2 separate regions of the Homo sapiens genome follow, and region 1 is linked to region 2. A link is an interaction called in ENCODE POLR2A ChIA-PET data of the cell type or tissue named here. Cell type or tissue: Panc1. All regions are shown on one strand. Each heading gives the region's core, and the rest is flanking DNA. Links, peaks and the distances in the headings are about the cores only.

The links. Peaks named below come from ENCODE experiments on the same cell type or tissue, not always from the same donor. Only the 100,000 strongest peaks of a DNase experiment are listed, where the experiment ranks them.
Region 1: POLR2A ChIA-PET joins it to region 2 with 5 read pairs; 2 of 35 experiments call an interaction of 5 or more read pairs at or near these places.

What each region holds. Positions count from the first base shown.
Region 1 is chr6:140,450,230-140,458,404 of GRCh38, reverse strand. No RefSeq gene overlaps it. Among named protein-coding and RNA genes, the nearest start is that of MIR4465, 230 kb to the left of the region's middle. In Panc1, for the core only: no CTCF peak of the experiment used is centred there; no DNase peak of the experiment used is centred there; H3K27ac peaks cover 398 bases.
Region 2 is chr6:140,276,029-140,284,203 of GRCh38, reverse strand. No RefSeq gene overlaps it. Among named protein-coding and RNA genes, the nearest start is that of MIR3668, 75 kb to the right of the region's middle. In Panc1, for the core only: no CTCF peak of the experiment used is centred there; no DNase peak of the experiment used is centred there; H3K27ac peaks cover 654 bases.

The sequences.
Region 1 (8,175 bases), core at 1,371-5,370, 170 kb before region 2:
CCAGCAAAAGCATCTGTTTGAAGAGAGCTCCCAAAACCCAACCAACCAGAGCTGTGACATTAGGTACAGAGATACAAACACTATGCAGCAACTGACAGAGAGCAGACCATGGGAATAAATACATGAACATCATTCTCTTCCCATCCTCTAATATCCTGCCAGTATTTCTCATTCATTGGCAAGAGAGTACCTTGATGCCAGACTCACAGGATCACCTCCCTTTCCCAGGGCAGAGAGATGAATGGAAAAGAACAAAGAAGGAATTTGTAAGCACCAACAGAAGGCATATAGCAAACAGTTGATTCCAGGTTAGGACCATTAGCTACTAAAAATACAGAAATAATTCACACCAAAACATTCTAAGTTTTTAATGTAATCTTAACTACTTTTAGAGTTGCATGAGTATTTAATAAAATAATACATGTAAAATGCTCAGTCCAGGGAAGACTGCTTCCTTCTTCTTCTTTAGTAAATTATTGGTGTCACTGCAATTGTCAATGTCATCTTGATTTGTCCTATATGGAGTGTTTGATATTTTATCAGCTTCACTGGTGGAGGAATATAAAGCTACGTGTATTTGTTGTACTATGTGCACCAGGAAGAAACAGAGGAAATAATTATGGAATAATGACTTAAGAAAGGCACTCAAAGTATTTAAACATAAGATATGAAAAATGCTGATTAGAGCCAAACATTGTTAAGTGTAGCTTAGAACCAGTTGTGGTAGGAGACTTTAGCAAAATATTCCTCATGCAAACTTTTTCTCAACATATCCCAAGTAAAGGGACCAGGAAAGAGTCAGCCTTGCAAGACAGCAAATTGTTAGATAATAATTATTCTCTAGTCAAATACCACAGGAAAAAGCTCTGGTTCCAATGCCAATGCTACCAGCAAGGCTAAATGGAGAGCCTAGACTCTAACCCTAGACATATTGTAACAAGGCATCTTAATGCTCATGTTGGGGTATTATCAGAGAAGGCCAAAAGAGACAACGGCATGGTTCAAGGCTAAATTGTGCCCCCTAATATTTATATGTTGAAGCTTCAATACTAAATACCTCAAAATATGATTACATTTGGAAACAGGGTCTTTAAAGAGGTAATTAAGCTAAAATGGGGCCAATAGGATGGTCCCTAACACAATATGACTGGTCTCCTTACTAGAAGAGAAGAATGAGACACACAAAGAGGTACCAGACATGGGGGTGTACAGAATGAAAACCATGTGAACACATAGAAGGAAAAGGCAAAAAGACAGCCATCCACAAGTCAAGGAGAGGAGCCTCAGAAGAAACACTTCTGCAGACTTGATCATGGACTTCTGGCCTCCAGAACCATGAGAAAATTAATCCACCTGATCTGTAGTACTTTCTTATCACAGTGCTAGAAAATTAATACAAAGACTTATTCCTTGCTAAGCAGTAATAAGTTACCCTCTTTCCCATGGTGACAGTGGAAAGCATGTAAGAAGTTCCCATTGGAAGGTAATTGGGCATCTTCTCTTTCCCCACTGGGGTGATGTCAAGGTGGCCTAGTGGAGAGTCAGGAATTTTACTACTAACCAGCAATAAGTGTCCCTCCAAAACATAGAGGCCACAGAGGGAGCAGTAATGAGGTACTTCTTTCTCTACACTTCTCTCTATCAGTCAGGATGGTATCGATTGAGCATACTAGAAGGTGAAACTCTATCCTCCCCCATCCAGCAATAACTAGAAGTCCTCCACTTACAAGTGTCAATGGAAGCTAAATGGAGAATTTAGGCTTCCACACCAACCTGGCAATAACATAGTAGAAACATGCCTCTTCTCTACCTGGAGCAGAGTTTGATGTGAACAGTGAAAACAGAAAATTTAAATATGACCTAGATTCTTATAATAAAATACCCCCAAATGGCTAGGCTTATATTAAAAAATCACTCATTGTATCAAGAAACAGAAAAATCTCCACTGGAATGTTAAAATGCAATCAATAATTGTCAACACCAAGATTATAAAGATTTTAATATTATCTGACAAGGATTTTAAAGCAGCCATCACATAAATCATTCAACAAGCAGCAAGTAATTAATCAATCTTAAACACACTTGGCAAAAAAAAAAAAATCAACAAAGAAAGAGAAGATGTCAGCAAAGAAATAGAAGATACAAAGAATAACCAAATGGAAAATAACTGAAAAATACAGCAACTGAAATGAAAAGCTAAGTGGATGAGTTCAATAGCAGAATGGAGGGGAAAGAACTAAAAATAAACTGAAAGACATAGAGGAACACCCAATCTGAACAAAAGAGAGAAAATGGGCTTTAAAAAGGTCCTTAAGGATTAGTGGGATTATCACAAAATATCTAAAATTTTTACCATTGGAGTACCAGAAAGAAAGGAGAAAATGGGTAGGGATAAAAAAGCATTTGAAGAAATAAGAGCTAAATTGCTCCCAACTTTGCCAAAGAACATACAGATATCTATTTTTAAAACTGAGAACCCCAAACAAGATACATCCAAAAATGCATGCTAAAGCTCAGCATAATCAAATGTGCAAAAATAAAAGAGAATAAAAATTGTGGAAGTAGTGAGAAAGACACAGAAAATTTCACAACAGGAATAACAGAGATTAGGAAGAGTAACACAGCATGTTTCACGTGCTGGACGAAAAGGAATGTTGACTCCAAATTCTATATCCACCTAACATATCCTTCAAAAATAAAGGGAAGATACAAAAATTCTCAAATGTAAGAAAACTAAGGGAATTTAATACCAGTAGATTCATCCTATACAAATGGCTAGAGGAAGTTTTCAAAACAGGAATAAATGATCAAATAAGTAATCTGGAAACATCAGGAAGAAAGAACAATCAACTGAGTATAAAGATGGGAAAATATAATACATTTCAATTCTCCTTTTAAGTTTTCAGTTTATGTGCAGTGATTAAAACAAAAATTATAACACTATCTCATGTGAGATAAATGTCATGTAAGATAATAATTATAACACTACATCATGTGCGAGAAAATATGTAAGACAGTTATATTAGAGAAGGGCAAATGGAATATACTAAATTAAATTTTCTATACTTCACTTGAACTGATTAAATGTCAACACTGTGATAAATTTTGTATATTAATATAACACTGAGAGGAACCCATTAAAAAATACATAAAAAGACAGAAGAAAAAATACCCTACAGGTAAATTAAAATGGGACTCTAAAGAATAATAAAATAACCCAAAGAAAGGCAGAAAAAAACACAGAAAAATGAAAAACAAAGAATAAACAGAAAATTAAAATTAATAAAATGGCAGTCTTATACCCTAACATATCAATAATTATATTAATTATAAATGGCCTAAATAAACCATTAAGACAGTTATTGGCAGAGTGGGAAAAAAGTAACCCAAACATATGCTGTCAAAGAGGAACTTACTTCAGATATAACAATTTATAACAGCTAAGTTGAAGGTAAAAGGATGGAAAAAGATAGGTCATGCCAACATTAATCAAAAGAAAGCAAGAGTGGCTATATCAATAACAGATAAAATTAACATTAGAGTAAAAAATTACCAGCGATAGGCTGGTTGTGACTGCTCACACCACAGTGGTATGGGTAGGCTGAGGTGGGAGGATCACTTGAGTGCTATAGTTCAAGACTAGCCAATGCACTATAGTGAGACTCCATCTCTTCTAAAAAAAAATAAAAAAGTTTTAAAAAGTAGCAGGGTGTAGCAGCACATACCTGAATTCTTAACTATTTGGGATGCTGAAGTCTTGAGGTGGGAGAATAGCTTCAGTCCAGGAATTTGAGGTTAGAATGATCTATTTTTGTGCCACTACACTTCAGCCTGGGTGACAGAGTGAGACCCTGTATCTAAAACAAACAAACAAACAAACCACCAAAATCTTACAGGTCTAAGCACCAAAACAGAAACAAGACATATATGAAGCAAAAACTGATAGAACTTAAAGGAGAAATAAATGCATATGTATAATTGTAAACTTAACACCTCTCTCTCAACAGTCAATAAAACAATTAAACAGAAAATCAACTAACATAGAAGTACAATAAAATACCATGAATAAATGCAATCTAATAGACATTCATAGAACACTCTATCCACCGTAGCAGAAAACAAAATTTTTTTTGAGTGCCTATGAAATAGATACCACGATAAACCATATGCTGGGCCAAAAGAAAAACTTCAACACATTTTTTAAAATGAATCATTTAGCATATATTCTGTGACCACAATGTAACCAAACTAGAAATCAATAACAATAAGACAACAGGAAAATCTCTAAACATTAGTAACTAAATAATGCACCTTTAAATAAGCCAGGAGTCAAAAAGGAAGGTCTCAAGTGAAATAGGAAAATACATTGAACCAAATGAAAATGAAAACACCATATATGATAATGTGTTGGATGCAGCTAAAGCAGGCAAAAAGAATAATTTATAGTACTAAATGTTCATACTAGCAAAGATGAAATGTCTCAAATCAATAAGATAGGATCCAATCTCAGAACCTAGTTAATGAGGAGTAATATAAACCCAAAGCAAGCAGAAGGAAGGAAATGAGAAAGATAAAAGCAGAAATAACTGAATTGAAAAGAGGAAAACAATACAGAAAATCAATAAAACAAAAAGTTGTCTCTTTGAAAATGTCAATACAATTGATCAACCTCTAGCAAGACTGACAAAGAAAGAAGACACAAATTAACATCAGCAAACAAACAGGATATATCTATAGACTGGGCAGACATCAAAAGTAAAGTAAAAAAAAAAAAAAACTACTACTACTAACAATGCGCAGTGTCTTAGTCCTCTCTTTGTGTTGCAATAACAGAATACCGCAGCCTGGGAAATTTATAATGAACATAAATGTATTGGACCTTCTTGCTGTGTTTTCTTTATATGGCAGGAGGCGAGAGGACAAGAGAGAGCAAGAAGGGGCTAAAGTTACCCTTTTATAATGGCACCAATCCAAACCTGGAAGATGAAACACTCATAGCTTAATCACCTCTTAGAGGTCTCACCTCTTAATACTGTTTCAATAACAATTATATTTCTTTCTTTTTTATTTTATTTATTTTTTTTAGACAGGTTCTCACTCTGTCACCCAAGCTGGAATACAGTGGCACAATCTCAGCTCACTTCAACCCTGACTGCCCAGGCTCAAGCAATTCTCCTGCATCAGCCTCCTAAGTATCTACAGGCATGTGTTATAACATCTGGCTAATTTGATTGTTTTCTTTCCTTTTCTTTTCTTTTTCTTTTCTTTTTTTTTTTTTTTTTTTTTTTTTGAGGCAGGGTCCCACTCTGTCACCCAAACTGGAGTGCAGTGGCATGTTCTCGGCTCACTGCAACCTCCACTTCCTGGGCTCAAGCCATCCTCTCACTTCAGCCTCCCAAGTTGCTCAGACTACAGACACCTGCTACTATGCTCGGCTTTCTTTTTATATGTATATATATTTTGTAGAGATGGGATTGAGCCATGTTTGCCCAGGCTGGTCTCGAACTTCTGAGCTCAAGCAATTGGCCTGCCTTGGCCTCCCAAAATTCTGGGATTACAGATGTGAGCCATCGTGCCTGCCCTAATTTTTTGATTATTTGTAGAAATAGCATCTCACTATGTTGCCCAGGCTAGTCTTGAATTCCCAGGCTTAAGCAATTCTCCCACTCTGGTCTCCCAAAGTGCTGGGATTATAGACGTGAGCCACCACACCTGACCAACAATTATATTTCAACATGAGATTTGGAGGAGACAAACAATCAAAGCAGAACCCACAGATTTGACAACTTTGATGAAATGGACTAGTGCCCCAAAAGGGACAGTCTGTCACAACTAACCTAATATTTAATTAGTAATACCTAATTAATATTTAGGTCATTTAAGTAGCCCTGTAAAAATTAAAGAAATTGAATATTAATTTGAAAACTTCCCTAAAAAGAAGTCTCCAGGACCAAGTATTTTTGCTACATAATTCTATCAAGTATTTAAATAATAATTCACACAAATTTTACTTAATCTCTTACAGAAAATGAAAGAGGGAACAGTTTTGAATTTATTTTATAAATTATTATTCTGATACCAAAACCAGAAAGAGACAATACAAAAAAAGGGAAAATTATAGACCAATATCCCACATGAATGTAGATCCGAATAACCTTAACAAAATATTAGCCAATAAAATTCAACAATTTGTAAAAAAACTATACAGTGTGACAAAATGGGATTCATTTCAGAAGAACAAAGTTGGTTTAATATTAAACATTCAATCAGTTTAATTCATCATATTGACAGGCTCAGCAACAGAAATCAAATGATCATATCAAGTGTCACAGAAAAAGCATTTAAAGAAATTCAACACCCAATCATGATAAAAACCAGGAAAATAGGGGTAACTTCCACAATTTGATAAAGAACTTCTACAGATAACCTTCAAGCAGTATCATACTTAATGATTTAAAACTGAATATATTTCCTCTAAGATTGCAAACAAGACAAAGATGCCATTTAATACAATAATGGAAGTTCTAGACACTACAATAAAACAAGATAAGAAAATAAAACCATACAGATTGGAAAGGAAGAAACTGTCCCTATTCACAGGAGACATTATTATCTATATAACACGTCCTAAGAAATCTACAAAGAAACTCCTAGAATTGAGTTTAGCATGCTGCAGGTGTACAACAGCAGTATCCAAAAATTAATTCTATTTTTATATACTAGCAATGCGGATGTGGAAACCAAAATTTAAAAATGCAATACATTTTACAATCACTTAGTAAATGAAATACTTACATGTAAATATAACAAAATATGTATAGACTTTAATGTTAAAAGTTGGAAAACATTGATGAAATAAGATCTAAATAAATGGAGAGATATACTGAGTCTATGGATTAGAAGACTCAACATAGCAAGCTGTAATTTTTTTATATTGATTCATTGGTTTAAGGAAATTCCTCAAAAAATCTAAGCAAGTTTTTATTTTGATGCAGATAGACAAGGTTTTTCTAAAATATACAGAAAGGTACAGAAATAAGAATAGCTGAAACAATTTTGAAAAAGAATAAAGCAGGAGGAATCTTTCTAACAAAATTCAAGACTTACTATATGACTACCAATATTCATGGTATTAACAAAAGGATAAACACAAAGTGGAATGGAAAAAGGCAGAGGATTCAAAAATGGTTCCAAAAGCACAGCCAACTCATTTTTGACCAAAATGCAAAAGCAACTCAATGGAGGAAGAATCATGATTTTAATAAATGTTTCTGGAACAATTGGATATTCACAGGCAAAATAACAAATTTCAACATAAACCTCATATCTTTTACAAAATTTAATTCAACATGAATCATAGATGTAAATGTGAACATGAAACTATGGAACTTTTAGAAAAAACTTCATAAAAAATCTTTCAGACTAAGGCTTTGTAAAGAGTTCTTAGACATGAAACCAAATGTATAATCTGTAATAGAAATAAAAATATTAGACTTTATCAAAATTTAAAACATTTTTCTATTAAAGACCCTGTTTAGATTATGAAAAAAAAATCTACAGACTGGAACAAAATATTCACAAACACATATCCAATAAAGGAACAGTATCTAGAATATGTAAATAATTTAAATACCTCAACAGTAAAAATAAACACCTCAACAGTAAAAAGTCAATGAAAATATGAAATGGGCAAAAGATATGAAGGGACATTTCACTGAAGAGGATATATAGCTAGCAAATGAATGCATAAACAGATGTGCAAATCACTAGCTAATAGAAAAATGCAAATTAAGATCACAAAAATATAACACTGCACACCTAATTAAACAGCTGAAATAAAAAATGCTGAAAATAACAAATGCAGATAAGGATGCAAAGAAAATCTCATACATTGATGGATGAAATATAAAATCATATAGTCAATCTTGAAAATAATTTGGCAGTTTTTTAAAAAGTAAACTTTGCTTTTTAGCAAATTGCTTTCCTCCAGCAATTGCTTTCCTTTGAATTTATCCCAATAAAATAAAAATTTATATTCACAAAAACACCTGTGCATAATTGTTCATAGGAGCTCTATTTTTAGTACTCCAAAACTAAAGCAACCCAAATGTCCCCCAATAGGCAAATGGCTAAACAAACTATGGTAAATACATATCATGGAATACTAATTAGCAA
Region 2 (8,175 bases), core at 1,408-5,407:
AATCATATATGAAGATTCTTGTCTAAGTCATGCTTTTGGAAAATAAAGAAAACAATATGTTACATAACAGTAAGTTAGAATTAATCTATTAAATTAATTGTATTAGAATAGCTAGATGGCAGGAAAACAGGAAAGATCCTTGCCAGTTTGGATAGCATAAAACAAACCTATCACAAGGACCAAATTGGAATATGGATCCTCCAAAATAGAAATCCTGGGTTTCAGATAAGCTGAAGTACGAACAGTCTAAGTCTTTCCAACATTCAGATCACATTTGAAATATAGGAGCCCGCTATGGCATGGCAGAACTAACTTGTGAGTGCCAATTGTTCAATGTTCAGAATTGTTCAAAACCATTTAATGTTACTTTGGTATCTTGAAATAGGCCAGAATAGAACTACGTACATAAGGAAAATCTCTAATGCTAAAAATCAGAGCCATTTTACTTTCCTTTCAAAGAGCTGGTTATTAAATATTTACTCACATAAAAATAAGAATATCCTATCCTAAAACAATTATTATATCCATTAGAAGGTACCATGATCTCTACAACAAACAACTACATTAAATAGCTAAAATACATATTTTGGTTACCTGAAAAAGGAATATTATGTTCTATCTTCAATACCAGACCTAAAATAAGCCCCATTAAACCAAAGAATGGTAGTAAATCATGTAAGAATACAATTATAAAACGATCTAAATGTGTTAGAAAATAGTTGGCTCTAACTGAAATAGGATGAATGGTACCCAGTGGGAATATAAATAACACACTGTGGCAATGTTGCAAGACTTTACTTGTGTTCCTCCCTCAGGGTTGATGAAAATGTGAAAAACAAATACACCTGCGGATGAAACTATTTGATTTTACTGTTGTTAGAAATTAACTAATGCTGAAACCAAGGATTGCTTTATCTGGATTTTATCTTAAATGTGACAGAAACAAAAGATGCTTTGTAAAGTAAAAATAGTAGAAAGTTACTAATGTGTAAGAATAGTGGCAAAGAACAAATATGGCAGTGTTGACTCTCTTAAGACAAGTCAGTTTCTTACGATAGGTCATAAGAATTATGCAGAAATATTTCATATCCCAAAAGAAACCAAGAAAATACTAGGAGAGCTTATAACCTAACAGATTATGCATACTATAAAATAATGAGTAAAAAGTAAAGTGTTATTTTATTAATGTCAACTGAACTGCCACATATAAGTGAAATGAAAGCCTTTCACAAATAACAAATATATCTATCAAAATAAGAAAATACTATAGAAGAGCACATTTTTATTCCCTTTTAAAGTTATGCCCTTAGGAACAAACTCACTTATAAATAGAATAAAATCTATCTTGAAGAGGAAGTAAAATATTGCAGGAATAGCATACACTTTGAATTAGTAGATAATAGATTCATTGTTAGGTGCCTAGGAACAAACTATATAAACTATTATTTTATTCAGATTCTATGAATAAATTAGTAGATAACAGATTCACTGTTAGGTGCCTAGGAATTAGTAGGTAACAGATTCATTGTTAGGTGCCTAGGAACAATCTATATAAACTATTCTTACATTCAGATCTATGCCTACAATATTTTACTAGAGGCCATTAAATTAGTATTTATTTTGATAGTTTAAGGAAATCAGATTATTATTATTATTATTATCATTACTATTATTATGAGACAGAGTTTTGCTCTTGTCGCCCAGGCTGGAGTGCAGTGGCACGATCTCAGCTCACTGCAACCTCTGCCTTCCTGATTCAAACGATTCTCCTGCCTCCGCCTCCTGAGTAGCTGGGATTACAAGTGCCCACCTCCACGCCTGGCTGATTTTTGTATTTTTAGTAGAGACAGGGTTTCACCATGTTGGCCCAACTGGTCTCGAACTCCTGACCTCAGGTGATCCACCTGCCTCAGCCTCCCAAAGTGCTGGGATTACGGGCATGAGCCACCAAGCCCAGCCCAGATTATTTTCATATTAATAAAAATGAAATAATAACAGAAAAATAAGCAATACAGAAAAGCATAAGGAAATGGATAAAAATGATTCCAAATCTCTTCAGGTGGAGATAATAGTCACTATGTTTTCATACTTTTTTAACGCACATGTACATACATATGTGCTTTTACATAAATTACTACATATTGTTTGTTCATGTGGGAATGTAATTACAAGCAGTTTCTAAACATTAACTAAAGTCCATAGTTCACATCAGGGTTTCCTTTTTGTGTTGTACAGTTCTATGAATTTTGACAAATGTACACCATATATTCACCATTATAGTATCATGCAGTGTACTTTTACCAGCCTAAAAATCCCCTTTCACATATGCATCTGTCATTTCTTCCCCCAACCCTTGAGAAACCACTGAACTTTTAAATGTCTCCATAGTTTCACCTTTTCCAAAATGTCATATAACTGGAATCATAGACTAGGTATGACTATTTGCTTCTTTCACCTAGAAATATACATTTAGGGTTCCTCCGTGTCTTTTCATGGCTTGGTAGCTCATGTGTTTTAATTGTTGTACTGTTGTACTCCTGTTTATTTACCCACTCACCTATTAAAGGAATATCATTATTGCGTCTACATTTTGGCAATTATTAACAAAACTGCTATAAATATTCATGTGCAGAATTTTATGTGGATACATGTTTTCGACTCACTGGGGTAAAAACCTCTGAGTTCAATTACTGGAATGTATGATAAGACTATGTATAGCTTTGCAAGAAATTACATGACTGCCTTCTAAAGTGACTATGCCACTTGCATCCCTAAGCAATGAATAAGAGCTCCTGTTGCCCTGCACCATTACCAGCAGTTGGTATGTGTTAGTTTTACAGATTACAGCCATTCTACCAGGTGTGTAGTGGTTACTCTTTGTTTTAACTTAAAATTCCTTAGTGATATGTAACACTGAACATTTTTATATGTTTATTTGCTATTTGTATATCTTCTTTGGAGGTGTGTCTGTTCAGATCTTTTGCATATTTTTAAACTGCATTGTTTGCTTTCTTTTTTTTTTTTTTTTTTTTCTTGAGACGGCATCTCACTCTTTCACCCAGGCTGGAATGCAGTGGCGAGATCTCGGCTCACTGCAACCTCCGCCTCCCAGGTTCAAGCAATTCTCCTGCCTCAGCCTCCCAGGCACCCACCACCATGCCCAGCTAATTTTTGTATTTTTAGTAGAGGCAGGGTTTCACCATGTTGTCCAGGCTGGTCTTGAACTTCTGACCTCATGATCCACCTGCCTCAACTTCCCAAAGTGCTTGGATTACAGATGTGAGCCACTGCATCCAGCTGCAGTGTTTGCTTTCTTATTGTTGAGTTTTAAGAGTTCTTTGTATATTTTGGATACATATCCTTTATCAGATGTATCTTTTGCAAATATTTTCTCCCAGCCTGTGGATTCTCTTTTCACTCTCTTAGGAGTGTGATTGACAGAACAGAAGTTTTATTTTCAATGAGGTCTAAGTTTTCATTTTTTTTCTTTCATGGATAATACTTTTTGTGTTATACCCAAAAATTCACTACCAAACCCAAGATCACTTAGATATTTCTACTATATTATCTTTCAAAAATTCTATACTTTTCTAATTTTATCTTTATCTCTATGATCTATTTAAGTTAAATTTATAAAAGGTCTAAGGTCTATGTCTAGATAAATTTCTTTCTTTTGTGTGTGTGTGTGTTTGCTTTTGTTTTTGCACTTGAATGTCCATGTTATCTCACACCATTTCCTGGAAAGACTAAATTATTTTAAGTATTTGTGTGGGTCTATTTCTGAACTTTAATTCTGTTTTATTAATTTATTTGCCTATAATTTCACCAATAGCAGACTGTCCTTATCAAAGTACTTTTATAACAAGTCTTGCAGTAGGGTAGTGTCAGTCCTCTTATTTTTCTCTTCTTCACTATTGTTTTGACTAGTGTGTGTCTTTCCCTTTCCATATAAACTTAAATTAGTTTGTTGATATCCACAAAATAACTTGCTGGGGTTTTGAGTAAGATTGTGTTGAATCTATAGATGTAGTTGGAAAGAACTAACATTTTAACAATATTGAGTCTCTCTATTCATGAACATAAAATGTCTATTTTTTAGTTATTCTTTGATTTCTTTCAGGGTTGGTAGGTTTGTTCATATCAATCTGGTATATAATTTTTAAAATGTACATCTTAGCATTTCTTTTTCTAATTTTAAATTTTCATGCTAAAATAAGTCACATTGTGTTTTAAATTTCAAATTTCTATAACTCATTGTTGTCATGTACAAAAGGAACTGACTTTTGTGTATTAGGTTTGCATCCTACAACCTTGCTATAATCTGTTAGTTCCAGGAGTTTTCTTGTTGCTGTTGATTCCTTGGGATTTTCTACATGGACAAACATATTAGGTACAAATAAAAATAGTTTGTATTTTTTAGTTCTTTATCTTATTGCATTAGCTAATACTTTCAGTATTATCTTGAATAGGAATAGTGTTAGAGGACATCCTGGGTTTGTTCCTAATGTTATATGAAAATTATGACCATTGAGCATGATGTTAGCTATAGTTTTTTGTAGATTTTCTTTATCAACTTGAGGAATTTCTCCTCTATTCCTAGTCTGCTAAGGGTTTTTATCAGGAATGAGTATTCAACATTATCACCTGCCTTTTCAACACCTATTAATATTATCATCTGATTTTTCTTCTTTGGCCTATTGATACAATAGACTACATTATTTGATTTTCTAAAGTTGAACGGGACTTGCATACATGTAATAAATTCCACTTGGTTGTGGTGTATAATAGTTTCTATACTTTCTTGAATTTGGTTTGCTAATATTTTCTTGGGGATTTTGCATCAATATTCATGAGAGATATTATTCTGTATTTTATTTGATAGACATGAGCATATTCAGATGATTTATTACTCATTGGGTAAACTTTAGTAGGTTGTGCCTTTGGAGGAATTGGCTCATTTTATATAGGTTATCAAATCTGTGGGCATACAATTGTTCATAACATTCATTTATTATGCTTTTAATATCCATGGTATCAGTAGTCATTGCTCTTTTTTCATCTCTGACAACATTAATTTTTTCTCTCTTTTTCACTTGATTAGCCTGACTGGAGGTTTATGAATTTGAACTTTTCAAGGAACCAGGTCTTTGTGTTGTTGATGTTCTCTATTAATGTCTTGTGTTTAATTTTATTGTGCTATGCTCCAATGTTTATTATTACTTTTCTTCTGCTTGCTTTAGGGGTATATTGCCTTTCTTTAGATTGTTGGTTTTAGATATTTCTTCTTTTTAAATACATACATTCAATGCTAAAAATTTCATTCTAAAGACTGCTTTTGCTAATCACACAAATTTCGATGTTCTATTTTCATGTTTATTTAGTTCAATATATTTTTAACCTATCTTGAGACTTATTCTTAATCCATTTGTTATTTAGAGGTATGTTTAATTGCTAAAGCAATTGGTTTTTTAAGAAAAGTAAAAATTATCAGTATTTACCTACAAAAGAAAATAACAAAGAATGCCAATCCTAAAAATGTCTTTAGTGAAATCTATCAAAACATCAAGAAACTGATAACTTTACTATGATAACTTTACTTCTAGAACATATGTAGAGAAGAAAATATTTCAAATTATATTTATGGAATGATTTTTAACATCAATATACAATGCAGAAAAATATAGTAATGAAAACTCAATGACATTTACAAAAAACTTCACAGTGTCAATTATAATGTAGTAGTAACATATTAAAATGCAAAATGCCATTATCAAATTTATTGCATGCTAAGGTTTTACAGTATTAGGACAGCTATTATTGAAATTTATCACGTTAATAGGAAAAGGAAATAAAACAATATTGTCAGCTCTATGAATTCCCAGAAGTCATTTGAAAAACTCCCACATTCATTTCTGACAAAACTCTTAATAAAAAAGAATAAAGGGTCACTTAACATTATCAAAAGTACATGATATTTTGAAGCAAAAGTCAGCTTTATACTAAAGAGCCTGATAACATATGGTAGTTCTCAAAGTGGGGCCTTGTTCCGAGTGTGTCAGATGCACCTGAGAACGTGTTGGAAATATATATGCTTTGCCCCCATCCCACACCTACAGAATCAAGACTGGTGTGGAGAGCAACAATCTGTGTTTTAACAAGCCCTTTGTATGAACTGTTCCATGCTAAAGTTTGAGGACCATTTGTCTAAGTGGCATTAAAATCAGAAACAATAAAAATATGTCATTAGGACCACTACTGTTTAACATTATAACACAAATATTAGAAAATTTAACTGGAGAGTAGAATAAAATATAAGTGTAAAAACTGAAAAACAAGAGGAAGACTATCATTTTAGAAGATTTTATGATTTTATACCTGGAAAACATTTATAAATTAGCTTTAAAAAGTCTTAGAAACTACAGTAAGTTTCAGTATGATGGAGGCTGAATATGAAATTAATCTGTAAAAATAAACTGCTTTTCTACATAGAAACTAAAAATAGTTATATTTTCTATGTATTAGACTAATGAATCCTATTAAAAATAAAGAATATACTTTTATAAAATCTCAATTAAAAAGTCAGCAGCATTTTTTGGAAAGATAACAAAGCTAACACTAAGATTTGTTTGAGAATAATTAGGAAAACTTTGAAAAATGATGAGTAATGAATGGGGACTAATTCAATTATGCATCATAATGTAAAGAGCTATAGCAATTCTAAAACTGTGGCACTGGCACAAGAAGAAACAGAGTACTTGAACAGAATAAAGAAAAGCACAAATATTTAAATATTTAATAAATAATCAAAATAACATTTTAAAGCAGTGCAACAATAAGATTAATTTAACAAACTCTTTTGAGTTGACTGAGCTTTTTATTTAGGAACTAAAATCTTGATTCTTAACTTATAATGTATATCAAAATAACTTTTTCATGAATAAAATACTTAAATATAAAATATAAAATTGAAAATGTGCTAAGGTAAACATGAGAAATTATTTTAGAAATGCCTATGGATCCAGAAGCCATACAAAATTACATTTAACTGCATAAAATCTAAAAGCCTTTGAAAAACCAACTATTATAACAGAAATCATAAAATATAAACAAGAAACTGAGCAAAATAGCTAAGATAAGGATATACTATTAAAATGAAATTTTCTAATATATTAATTTTTTAAAAGAAGGCAAAAAAAGTAAGTAAACTCCTAAGATGCAATGGATCATGCCAAGCAAATAGTGAGATACATCCTTTCACAGATATGGAAATTAAATGACTGTGTTGATGATTATGTGGTGAATCACATATAAGCACATACTCTGTTGAAAACGTATATTGGCAAAATTAGTATGTACAGCAGGTTAAGAATATCTATAAAACATTTAAAATACATTCCTCTTTGAACTAGAAAATCTAATTGCATGAATTTGTTCAACAGATATATTTATCCATGCATTAAAATAAACACACACACAGTATATGTGTGTGTTTACACATATTTGAATATATCTGTGTGAATAGATGTGTGTATGTCAATATATATGTGTATTTGAATATGTGTGTGTACAAACACACACATATAAACATTATCTAATCATTCTATATATGTACATGATTATCACAGCATTGATTATGATTTAAAAAAAGAAAGAAACAGCTTAGAATCTATGAATGAAGAGACTGGTTATGTTTACACAAGGCCACTGTCAAAATGAATGAGCTTCTCCTATATTTAGTGAAATATAAAACTGTCAAAATATATTAAGTGAAACAAGGGTAAGGTATAGGCCAGTTTCTATTAGCATGTGCTGATTTGTATTAAAGAGAAAAGAGGAAGTATATACATGTATATGCATGGAATATGTGTGAAACTATGCCCACAGAACCAGAGATGGCTATTTATCTCTGGAGACTTAGGACCATGGACCGGAGAGGAGAGTGAGTTTCTCTTTCCATTGCATGATCTTTTGTATTATTCTTTGACAGTGCATAAGATATAAACATAACTTAAAAATAACCAAATCAAACAATATTTAAATAATAAAATACTGTAAATTCTGGGAAGTATGAAATATCAATAGCTGGTATATTGGGAGATTTACATAATTGATGCTCTTCTAATGGTTCAGATATATTAATTCATTTAGTTGTAAAAAATATCCTAAAAGCAGTTA